Linked DNA regions of Homo sapiens: region 2 is linked to region 1. Evidence: read pairs that join two places in POLR2A ChIA-PET (ENCODE). Cell type or tissue: endothelial cell of umbilical vein. All regions are shown on one strand. Each heading gives the region's core, and the rest is flanking DNA. Links, peaks and the distances in the headings are about the cores only. Region 1 has its middle 100 kb from the start of MYO10. Region 2 has its middle 30 kb from the start of MYO10.

Region 1 (5,377 bases), core at 293-5,292:
ACAAACCCAACTTTAATTAATTTCTTCAATTTAAACTTCCAAATAAAATAAATTAAATTAAATTAAATTAAATTAAATTAAATTAAATGCTGGGTACAGCGGCTCACACCTGTAATCCCAGCACTTTGGGAGGCTGAGGCGGGAGGATTGCTTGAGCCCAGGAGTCTGAGACCAGCCTGGGCAACATAGTGAGACCCTATCTCTACAAAAGTAAACAAAATAAAATAAACTTCCCCTCTCCCCTTTGAGTTTAAAATTCTTCTCTGTTTTCCTTTTCTTGCAGTGTTTCCAGAAAATTCAGAACCCTAGAGATGCTGGGAGTTGGGATTTGCAAACATGGCTTGATCTCTATGCAGTGTTTTCAAGACTTTAATTAGCTACTTACCCTAATTTCTTTAGTTAGTATCTTACCTGTTCCCTGAGCTAATCCTAGTGACCTGAAATCTCATCAAGTTCTGAGGAAAATGAGAACATTCACTCCTATGACATCCTTTTTCCTCCCAGAAGTAATCATTGTTGATAAAAGGTCACTTACTTTTTTTTTACTAGAATGATCCTCACGACAGCCCTTTGAAGACACTGTTGTCATCTCCATTTACAGATGATGAGATGGAAGTACAGAGAGGGTAAGTAACTCGTGCTGGGTCACACAGCAAGGGGAGTGCAGAGCCGGGACTTAAACCCAGGCAGCCAGCTCCAGAAAGCTCCAGAGCCCACACCTGGCCTCCAGAGCCCCACACCTTGCCTTCATAGCAAGGACCAGTGTTTTTGCTGACTTCTCCCCAGAGCTTCAGTACCATGGAAAAATTTGTGTCACAGACGAGAAAGACACAAGGTGACTGGGAACTGGAGGCACTGTCTAATCTCCCTATGTGACTTGGACACATCTCATAGCTCTTCTGGATCTTTCTTATTTCAAAAGAAATAATACACATAGAGGGATTAACATAAAGAATTCAATAGGCTGGGCGCAGTGGCTCACGCCTGTAATCCCAGCACTTTGGGAGGCCGAGGCGGGCAGATCACAAGGTTAGGAGATCGAGACCATCCTGGCTAACATGGTGAAACCCCGTCTCTACTAAAAATACAAAAAAAAAAAAAAAAAAAAAAAATTAGCCGGGCATGGTGGCGGGCAACTGTAGTCCCAGCTACTCGGGAGGCTGAGGCAGGAGAATGGTGTGAACCCAAGAGGTAGAGCTTGCAGCGAGCCGAGATAGCACCACTGCACTCCAGGCTGGGCGACAGAGACAGACTCCATCTCAAAAAAAAAAAATAATTCAATAAACATTCTCTATTATTATTTGGAGACAAATAGAACTGGCTGGCCAGGCGTAGTGGCTCAGACCTGTAATCCTGGCATTTTGGGAGACCGAGGTAGGGGGATCGCTTGAGCTCAGGAGTATGAGACCAGCCTGGGCAACATAGCGAGGTCTCATCTCTCAAAAAAAAAAAAAAAATTAGCTGGACATGGCATCCTACACCTGTAGTCCCAGCCCCTCAGGTGACTGAGGTAGGAGGATTGCTTGAGCCTGGGAGTTTGGGCTGCAGTGAGCCGTGATGGCACCACTGCACTCCAGCCTGGGTGACAGAGCAACACACTGTCTCAAAAAAAAAAAGGGAGGAAAAAGAAAGTCACGGCCAGGCGCGGTGGCTCACACCTATAATCCCAGCACTTTGGGAGGCCCAGGCGGGCGGATTGCCTGAGGTCAGGAGTTTGAGACCAGCCTGGCCAACATGGTGAAACCCCGTTTCTACTAAAAAAAAAAAAATACAAAAATTAGCCAGTCATGGTGGCAGGCGCATGTAATCCCAGCTACTCGGGGGGCTGAGGCAGAATAGCTTGAACCTGGGAGGTGGAGGTTGCAGTGAGCCAAGATCGCACCATTGCACTCCAGCCTGGGTGACAAGAGCGAGACTTCGTCTAAAAAAAAGAAAGTCACCTAGCTTTTCTACATTGTAGTTTCCTTTATGTAAAATAGAAATTATCATACATAATTTCCAGAGTTGTTGGTAGATTGCTTAGGACATTGACAGATTAGGGAACCTGAATAAATAGTAGTCTTTAGCAATATTAGCTATTATATAAAATCCCAAGTTCTAGAAACAACCAATTTGTTTTCCAAATAAAGCAGACCTTCCTTTCATTGAACAGAGAATAAAATAAGAACCTGAGTCCCATCTCCCTCTGTCTAGTCCCCAGAGAGACCACCCACCCTGAGGCCCATCAGCCAGCAATGCGTTAGTGATAAACGACTAGGCTAAGTCCCCTTGAATGATTTATTTGCCCCTAAACCCTCTGAACATATCTCATTTCTAAAAGACCTATCACTGACCCTAAAAGCCATCAGACCAGCAGGAAAAAAAAAAAAATCGAACAATGCAACCAAACACAAGCCAAAGCTTTGAGGTCTGGCCAGCTTGTAGGATAGAGATAGGAATGAATGCACAAAATGTAGAGGCAGTCCAGTGGGCCTGTATATCCATCTTAGGGACACAGCCCTGACTCCAATGTGCCGAGGTATGTCTGTTGTGATCCTACAAGTTGGAGTGATGGGACTGCTTGGTTGCCATTTGCAAAATGATCCTGAAATCTGACAGGGAAATACTGTTTGACAGTCATGCCTAATATGGGTAAAATTGAAAATCGAGTGGTAGATCTTAATTCCATTCCAGGTTATTTAAAAGAATAAGCCCAAGATAATACAAAGGATGAAATAATAGTTTCTAGGCCAATTAGAAAACAAGGTAATAGTATTAGGAGTGAGTCAGAGAAAAAAATCCAAAACAACAACCTCGATTATTTTTCTTTGTTGGGTGATGTGGTTTTAAAACAATGACCTGCACATCCTGCTTACACCAACTGCTAAAAATAGCATTTGGAGTTTTTGTTTTAGTCTCTCCTGGGCATAGGCTATGATACCAATTACCTTTGTACAGAGAGCAACTTTCATCCTAAGAAGAGGGAAGTTGGGAATTTTGGAGAGCAGCAAAATAATTCAGAAACATAAGGACGCAAGGCTGGGCTTGGTGGCTCACGCCTGTAATTCCAGCAATTTCGGAGGCCAAGGTGGGCAAATCATTTGAGCCCAGGAGTTTGAGACCAGCCCAGGCAAAATGGCAAGACCCGTCTCTACACAAAATACAAAAATTAGCTGGGCATGGTGGTGTGCACCTGTAGTCCCAGCTACACGGGAGGCCGAGGTGGGAGGATCACTTGAGCCCAGGAGGTTGAGGCTGAGATTGTGCCACTGCACTCCAGCCCGGGTGACAGTGAGATCCTGTCTCAAAAAAAAAAAAAAAAAAAGAGAAAGAAAGAAAGAAAGAAAAAGAAATGAAAAGAAATGTAAGGAGCCAGCTCTGACTCCTGTGGACAACCTTGAAGATTTATTCTACCAGAGTTGTGTCTCCCCCTCTCCTCTCTCTCCCTCTAATGATTTCACAGTTCTGCATACATTTCTTGCACACCTGCCATGTCCTAGGCACTAAACAGAGGCAGAAAGCAGAAAGCTCCATTGTGGAGACCACGTCTATCCACTGTGTGCTGTGCGATCTCAGGCGTGTTATGTAACTGTTTTGTTTTCTGAGGCTGAAGAGAAAATGGTTTCTCTGAGGAGACAGCCAATGAACCAAACATACCCTTGAAGCTCCTAAAATAAATTTCATTTAACACTTAATGCTAATGTTATCAGTCTTCTGGAAGTTCATTTCATTCCAAGAATAGCTTCTAGACTTTTTGTTGCAGTCTGTTTAATAAGTATAGACTGGATAGTTGAACAAAACATGGTACCAAAAAATGTGTCAACAGTCCCCAGGGTAGCAGGAAACATCCATTCCATTTTCGTGGATGGTGCATGACTGATGCAAACATGCTAGTTATCCATAGCTCGTTCAAGAGAAATGCCAATTCTTTTTTTTTTTTTAATTTTATTTTACTTTAAGTTCCAGGGTACATGTGCAGGACAAGCAGTTTTGTTACATAGGTAAATGTGTACCATGGTGGTTTTCTGCACCTATCAACCCATCACCTAGGTATTAAGCCCCATATGCGTTAGCTATTTATCCTAATGCTCTCCCTCCCCATCCCCCCAATAGACTCCAGTGTGTGTTGTTCTCCTCCCTGTGTCCATGTGTTCTCATTGTTCAGCTCCCACTTATGAGTAAGAACATGTGGTGGTTGGTTTTCTGTTCCTGTGTTAGTTTGCTAAGGATGATGGTTTCCAGCATCATCCATGACCCTGCAAAGGACGTGATCTCATTCTTCTTCATGGCTGCATAGTATTCCATGGTGTATATGTAGCACATTGAGAAAAGCCAATTCTAAGGTGTTATGTGTATAAGGCAGTGGACCTCTGAGTGGGCTCCCCTAGGAAATTGTTAGAAATGTCCATTCTTGGGTCCCAGATTCACTGAATCTGAAACTGTGGAGTTGGGGCCCAGCAATTGACTTTAACTGCCCTCCAGTGGATTACGATGCATGCTGATGGATGTTTTTCATAATTTCAAATTTTCCAGTCATGTCATTCTAATGTATATTAATTCTATGTAAAACTTGTTAAAAAGCCTTCTGACCAACTTTTTCTTTCTATAGCTTGAGTTTCAGGCATAACTTCCACAGGTATAACTTCCACAACTAGAACCTCATACTGCTATCACTCTTTAACTTGATAGGATCATAAACTGTTTTTCTTTCTTCCTTTCTTTCTCTCTCTCTTTCTCTCTCTCTTTCTTTCTTTCTTTCTTTCTTTCTTTCTTTCTTTCTTTCTTTCTTTCTTTTTCTTTCTTTCCCTCTTCCCCCCCCATCCTCCTCCTTCTCCTCCTCCTCCTCTCTCTTTCTTTATTCTTTCTGGTTTTTTTTTTTTTTTTTTTTCAGAGTTTTGCTCTTGTCACCCAGGCTGGAGTGCAATGGCACAATCTCGGCTCACTGCAGCCTCCTCCTCCCGGGTTCAAGTGATTCTTCTGCCTCAGACTCCTGAGTAGCTGGGACTACAGTCGTGTGCCACCAAGCCTGGCTAATTTTTGTATTTTTAATAGAGATGGGGTTTCACCATATTGGCCAGGCTGGTTTCAAATTCCTGACCTTGTGATCCGCCTGCCTCAGCCTCCCAAAGCGCTGGGATTACAGGTGTGAGCCACGGAGCCCGGCCCGTACTGTTTTTCTTATAGCACCTTAAAACACTCTATTTCTGGGCTGGCATGCTGGCTTATACCTGTAATCCCAGCACTTTGGGAAGCTGAGGCGGGAGGATCACTTGAGCCGAGGTGTTCGAGACCAGCCTAGGTAACATGGTGAGACCCTGTCTTCAAATAAAATAAAATAAAAAATATAAAAGTGCTCTATTTCTTACAAAGACATGAGAGTTTTAATAAAAGAGAACAA
Region 2 (5,377 bases), core at 329-5,328, 71 kb before region 1:
ACAAACTAATATGCTTTTCATTAAAAAAAATTTTTAATTACTTTTTAGAAATAGCATCTCACTGTCACCCAGGCTGGAGTGCAGTGGTATGCTCATAGCTCACTGCAGCCTTGAATTCCTGGACATAAATGATCTTCCTGCCTCAGCCTCCCTGGTAGCTGGGACTACAGGCAGACACCACTATGCCTGGTTAATTTTTAAATTTTTTGTAGAGATAAAATTTCCCTGTGTTCTTGCTCAGGCAAGTTTTAAACTCCTGGCCTCAAGCAATCTTTCCACCTCAGCCTCCCAAAGCCGTGAGATTACAAGGGTGAGCCACCGCCCCGAGCCCTTCATAGTTCTTGTAAGGACAGAACAAAATACACATGATCCGTGCACAATGAAGTGTGTAATTTGGTGATTCTGCGTGAGTTAAATGCTCTAACATTTCCCTTCCCGTGTAATTTGGTGATTCTGCGTGAGTTAAATGCTCTAACATTTCCCTTCCCCTCCCTTCCCTTCCCTTCCCTCCCCTCCCCTCCCCTCCCCTCCCCTCCCCTCCCCTCCCCTTCACTTTCTCCACCTTCCAGGTTCAAGCGATTCTCCTGCCTCTGCCTCCCGAGTAGCTAGGATTATAGGGGCCCACCACCACGCCCAGCTAATTTTTGTATTTTTACTAGAGACAGGCTTTCACCACGTTGGCCAGGCTGGTCTCGAACTCCTGACCTCAGGTGATCTGGCCACCTTGGCCTCCCGAAGTGTTGGGATTACAGGCGTGAGCCACGACATTTTCATTTAAAATGGGCATTGTGCGATATAATATGAATGTTGAGGCCGAGCGTGGTGGAGGTTGCAGTGAGCCAAGATCGCGCCATTGCACTCCAGCCTGGTGACAGAGCAAGACTCACACTGTCTCTAAATAAATAAATAAAATGGTGAAATTAATTTTTTTTTTTAATGAGATGGAGTCTCGCTCTGTCGCACAGGCTGGAGTGCAGTGGCATGATCTCGGCTCACTGCAAGCTCCGCCTCCTGGGTTCATGCCATTCTCCTGCCTCAGCCTCCCTAATTTAAAATTTTAATTTTTTGTTTAGCTTGGAATGACATTAAAGAGCAAATAAAAAACATTATGACAAGTGAAGGGACAGAGTACAGAAGAAAGGAAAAAGCTTTTTCTTGAGTTCTTTTAATGGTACTTCCCCCACTGCATATGGAACAAGAGGTCAGGCATCTTCATTTTGCACCAGGTCCCATAAATTATGTAGCCAGCCCTGACAGCGCCCTTAGTGGTTTTATGTGCAATTAGGGTAGTGGGGGAGGGCTGAGGTAGATTTTGAAGTGTCACAGTGTTATTTTAGGAAGGGAGGAGCCGACTGAGATTTCGTGAAGGAATGCACTTCAGAAAATGAGTGCAAAGATGAAAGTGCCGGGGCACTCAGCCTTTCATTATGCCCTGACTCCTCATTCTGCCACCCAAATGAATGACAGATATCCTCTACCAAAAAACTCTAAAAGATAGATGTGTAGGCCATGTTGGATGACTTCTTCAGTAAATATAATATGTCACATAAGTACAATTAAAGAATTAGAGATGAAAACAATAATGATTTTATATCATTGATATTGTTAGATAGGAAAGATTATATATATTTTTTTCATCCAAAAAGTCAGCATAAACTTTAGTCTGAAGGATATTGAAGAGGACTTTATTTTGATTAACTGATCAATAAAATAAAAATAAACTCGATTATCATACCCCATCCTTTTAGATTTTTTAACGTAAATATTTTATGAAAGTTTAAGTAAGTCTACAACTATCAGAAATAATAGTCTTGCTGTCCTTTGGGGAATTTTAAAAGTTTGTTTTCTTTAAAGGTACTCTAAAGTACTCTAAAAGTAATATCAGAAGATCTTGGATTAGTGACTTTGAAGGGTTTTTTTCTTTTCCCCTCTTCCTTTTGGAATTCTAAATATGTCCTTACACAGAAGACTTGGAATCCCTAGACAGAGAAAACAAAAAGAAATGGTGAGATTTCCTGGGCTTCTCTGATGATCTGCTGCTCCTAATCTATCAATTAAGATAGCCAGGTGACACTAAAGAAAGTAATCAAAAAGTGTCTGGTATTTGCAACCTAAGTCATGTTGAATCAATGCCATTTGTTAGGGAGAAAATTGCAAAGGCATGCAAACTCACATTTTAAAGGAATTTGTAGCCAAAGTCTCCAAGCACTAAGCAACATCTGGAGTATACTGAGCTCTTCATCATTTCGTTTATCTCATGTAAAAGTTTGACAAGAGATAGATGATCCTTTTTAATGTACTCTTGACCACCAAAATAATTTATTGATTATCTAGCTCCATACTCTACAATACAAGGGAAAATCGAAAATCTTACATAACATTAAAGACGTTTGCTGAACACTTACTTCATTTTGTGCAATTTACCTGGATTATCTTTTTTTTTTTTTTTTGAGACAGAGTCTTGCTCTGTCGCCCAAGATAGAGTGCAGTGGTGTGATCTCTGCTTACTGCAACCTCTGCCTTCCAGGTTCAAGTGATTCTCCTGTCTCAGCCTCCCTAGTAGCTGGGATTACAGGCGCTCACCACCACATATAGCTAATTCTTGTATTTTTAGTAGAGATGGGGTTTGACCATGTTGGCCAGGCTGGTCTCGAACTCTTGACCTCGTGATCCACCCACCTCAGCCTCCCAAAGTGCTGGGATTACAGGTGTGAGCCACCGCGCCTGGCAATTTTTTTTTTTTTTTTTTTGAGACAGAGTCTCGCTCTGTTGCCCAGGCTGGAGTGCAATGGCTCAATCTCGGCTCACTGCAACCTCTGCCTCCCGGGTTCAAGCGATTCTTCTGCCTCAGACTCCTGAGTAGCTGGGAATACAGGCAACCACCACCATGCCCGGCTAATTTTTTTTGTATTTTTAGTAGAGATGGGGTTTCGCCGTGTTGGCCAGGCTGGTCTCAAACGCCTGACCTCGTGATCCACCCGCTTTGGCATCCTAAAGCGCTGGGATTACAGGCGTGAGCCACCGAGCCCGGCTACAATTTACCTAGATTATCTACTTTAATCCTCCTCAAAACACTATGAGGGAGGTCCTATTGTTATTCCATAAGAAATCCAAGTGTTAGACTTTGGGCAATTTGTCTAAGCTCACAAAACTTGTAAGTGATAAAGACAGAATTTAGTATACAACTCCCCTCTGCTAAATTTAATTGGCTTAAAAAAAAAGTCAGAATTTAAATTTTGGTACGTTGGTTCTAGAATTCATTGAACTTAATTACTATGCCACACTTGCTCCTCAGAGTGTACTAAAATAATAATTCTCTTAGCTACTATATAAAGATTAGAAAAAGAGGCTTCTGGCTAGGTGCAGTGGCTCACACCTGTAACCCCAGTGCTTTGGGAGGCTGAGGTGGAGGATTGCCTGAGCTGAGGAGTTGGAGACCAGGCTGGGCAACAGGGCAAGACCCCATCTCTATAAAGAGTCTTTTGCATCAACACTTCTCTCCTCAAGGACGATTATGCTTGAGTACTTTCTTTTTTTTCTTTTTCTTTTTCTTTTCTTTCTTTTTTTTTTTTGTTGCCCAGACTGGAGTGCAATGGCAGGATTGCGGCTCACCATAACCTCTGCCTCTCGGGTTCCAGTGATTCTCTGGCCTCAGCCTCTCAAGTAGCTGGGATTACAGGCGCACACCACCAGTCCCAGCTAATCTAGTATTTTTAGTAGAGACGGGTTTTCACCATGTTGGTCAGGCTGGTCTTGAACTCCCGACCTCAAGTGATCTACTCGCCTCGGCCTCCAAAAGTGTTAGGATTACAGCCATGAGCCACCGCACTCGGCCATGCTTGGGTACTTTCTATGTTATTATTTTGAAAGGCAGTGTAGTAGAAGGGAAATATAGTAAGGTCTGATAAATCCAATGTCATTTGCCTCTGCTCAGGATTTATTTTTTTTTATTTTTTTTTTTTGAGACGGAGTTTCGCTCTGTCGCCCAGGCTGGAGTGCAGTGGCGCAATCTCGGCTCACTGCAAGCTCCGCCTCCCGGGTTCACGCCATTCTCCTGCCTCAGCCTCCCGCGTAGCTGGGACTACAGGCGCGCGCCACCATGCCCGGCTAATTTTTGTATTTTTAGTAGAGACGGGGTTTCACCGTGTTAGCCAGGATGGTCTCGATCTCCTGACCTCGTGATCCGCCCGTCTCGGCCTCCCAAAGTGCTGGGATTACAGGCGTGAGCCACCGCGCCCGGCCAGGATTTTTTTTTAACTCAAGCCAAAACCATCGGAAAGAACTAGAAGAGAACGTAATTTCACTTTGCTGCCTTAAGTCTTATGAAATGGTCTTTCTTGGCCAGGCGCGATGGCTCACGCTTGTAATCCCAGCACTTTGGGAGGCCAAGGCGGGTGGATCATGAGGTCAGGAGATCAGGACCATCCTGGCTAACACAGTGAAACCCCGTCTCTACTAAAAATACAAAAAAAAAAAAAAAAAATCAGCCAGGCGTGGTGGCTCCTGTAGTCCCAGCTACTCCGGAGGCTGAGGCAGGAGAATGGCGTGAACCCAGGAGGCGGAGCTTGCAGTAAACTGAGATCGTGCCACTGCACTCCAGCCTGGGTGACAGAGTGAGATTACGTCTCAAAAAAAAAAATGGTCTTTCTTTTTTTTGAGACAGGGTCTTCCTCTGTCACCCCAGCGCTGGTGTGTAGTGGCACGATCTTAGCTCATTGCCACCTCTGCCTTCCAGGTTCAAGTAATTCTCATGTCTCAGTTACCTGTGTGGCTGGGATTATGGGTGTGCAACACCATGCCCATCTAATTTTTGTATTTTTAGCAGAGACTGGGTTTCACCATGTTGCCCCAGTTAGTCCGGAACTCATGGCCTCATGCGAGCCGCCCATCTCGGCCTCCCAAAGTGCTGGGATTGTAGGTGTCAGCTACTGCACCTTGCCTGGAAATGTCTTATAACACCTGAGGGTTTTGGTAGTTTCAGAAAATACAAATTAGTAATATTTATATGAACCCCTGTATAATTTTAGAATGATTATTTAATCAGATGACCCAGGAGCACTTAATATACAAAATGTATTGATCACTGTGAGTTGGACTGCATTCCTAATGAGCAAAATTGCCATACTAAACTAATTTTGTAAAGGGCTACTAGAATAATAATGGAAATATTCTGCCAAACTTAACTAAGTACTTTGAAAATCGGGCCAGGCGTGGTGGCTCACACCTGTAATCTCAACACTTAGGGAGGCCAAGGTGGGCAGATCACGAGGTCAGGAGTTCGAGACCAGCCTGGCCAAGATGGTGAAACCCCTGTCTGTACTAAAAATACAAAAATTAGCTGAGTGTGGTGGCGGGCACCTATAATCCCAGCTACTCT

Evidence for each region. ChIA-PET counts read pairs that join two places held together with the same protein. Peaks named below come from ENCODE experiments on the same cell type or tissue, not always from the same donor. Only the 100,000 strongest peaks of a DNase experiment are listed, where the experiment ranks them.
Region 2: POLR2A ChIA-PET joins it to region 1 with 5 read pairs; 3 of 35 experiments call an interaction of 5 or more read pairs at or near these places.

What each region holds. Positions count from the first base shown.
Region 1 is chr5:17,035,124-17,040,500 of GRCh38, forward strand. No RefSeq gene overlaps it. Among named protein-coding and RNA genes, the nearest start is that of MYO10, 100 kb to the left of the region's middle. In endothelial cell of umbilical vein, for the core only: no CTCF peak of the experiment used is centred there; a DNase peak (open chromatin) is centred at 2,768; H3K27ac peaks cover 1,551 bases.
Region 2 is chr5:16,963,732-16,969,108 of GRCh38, forward strand. No RefSeq gene overlaps it. Among named protein-coding and RNA genes, the nearest start is that of MYO10, 30 kb to the left of the region's middle. In endothelial cell of umbilical vein, for the core only: no CTCF peak of the experiment used is centred there; no DNase peak of the experiment used is centred there.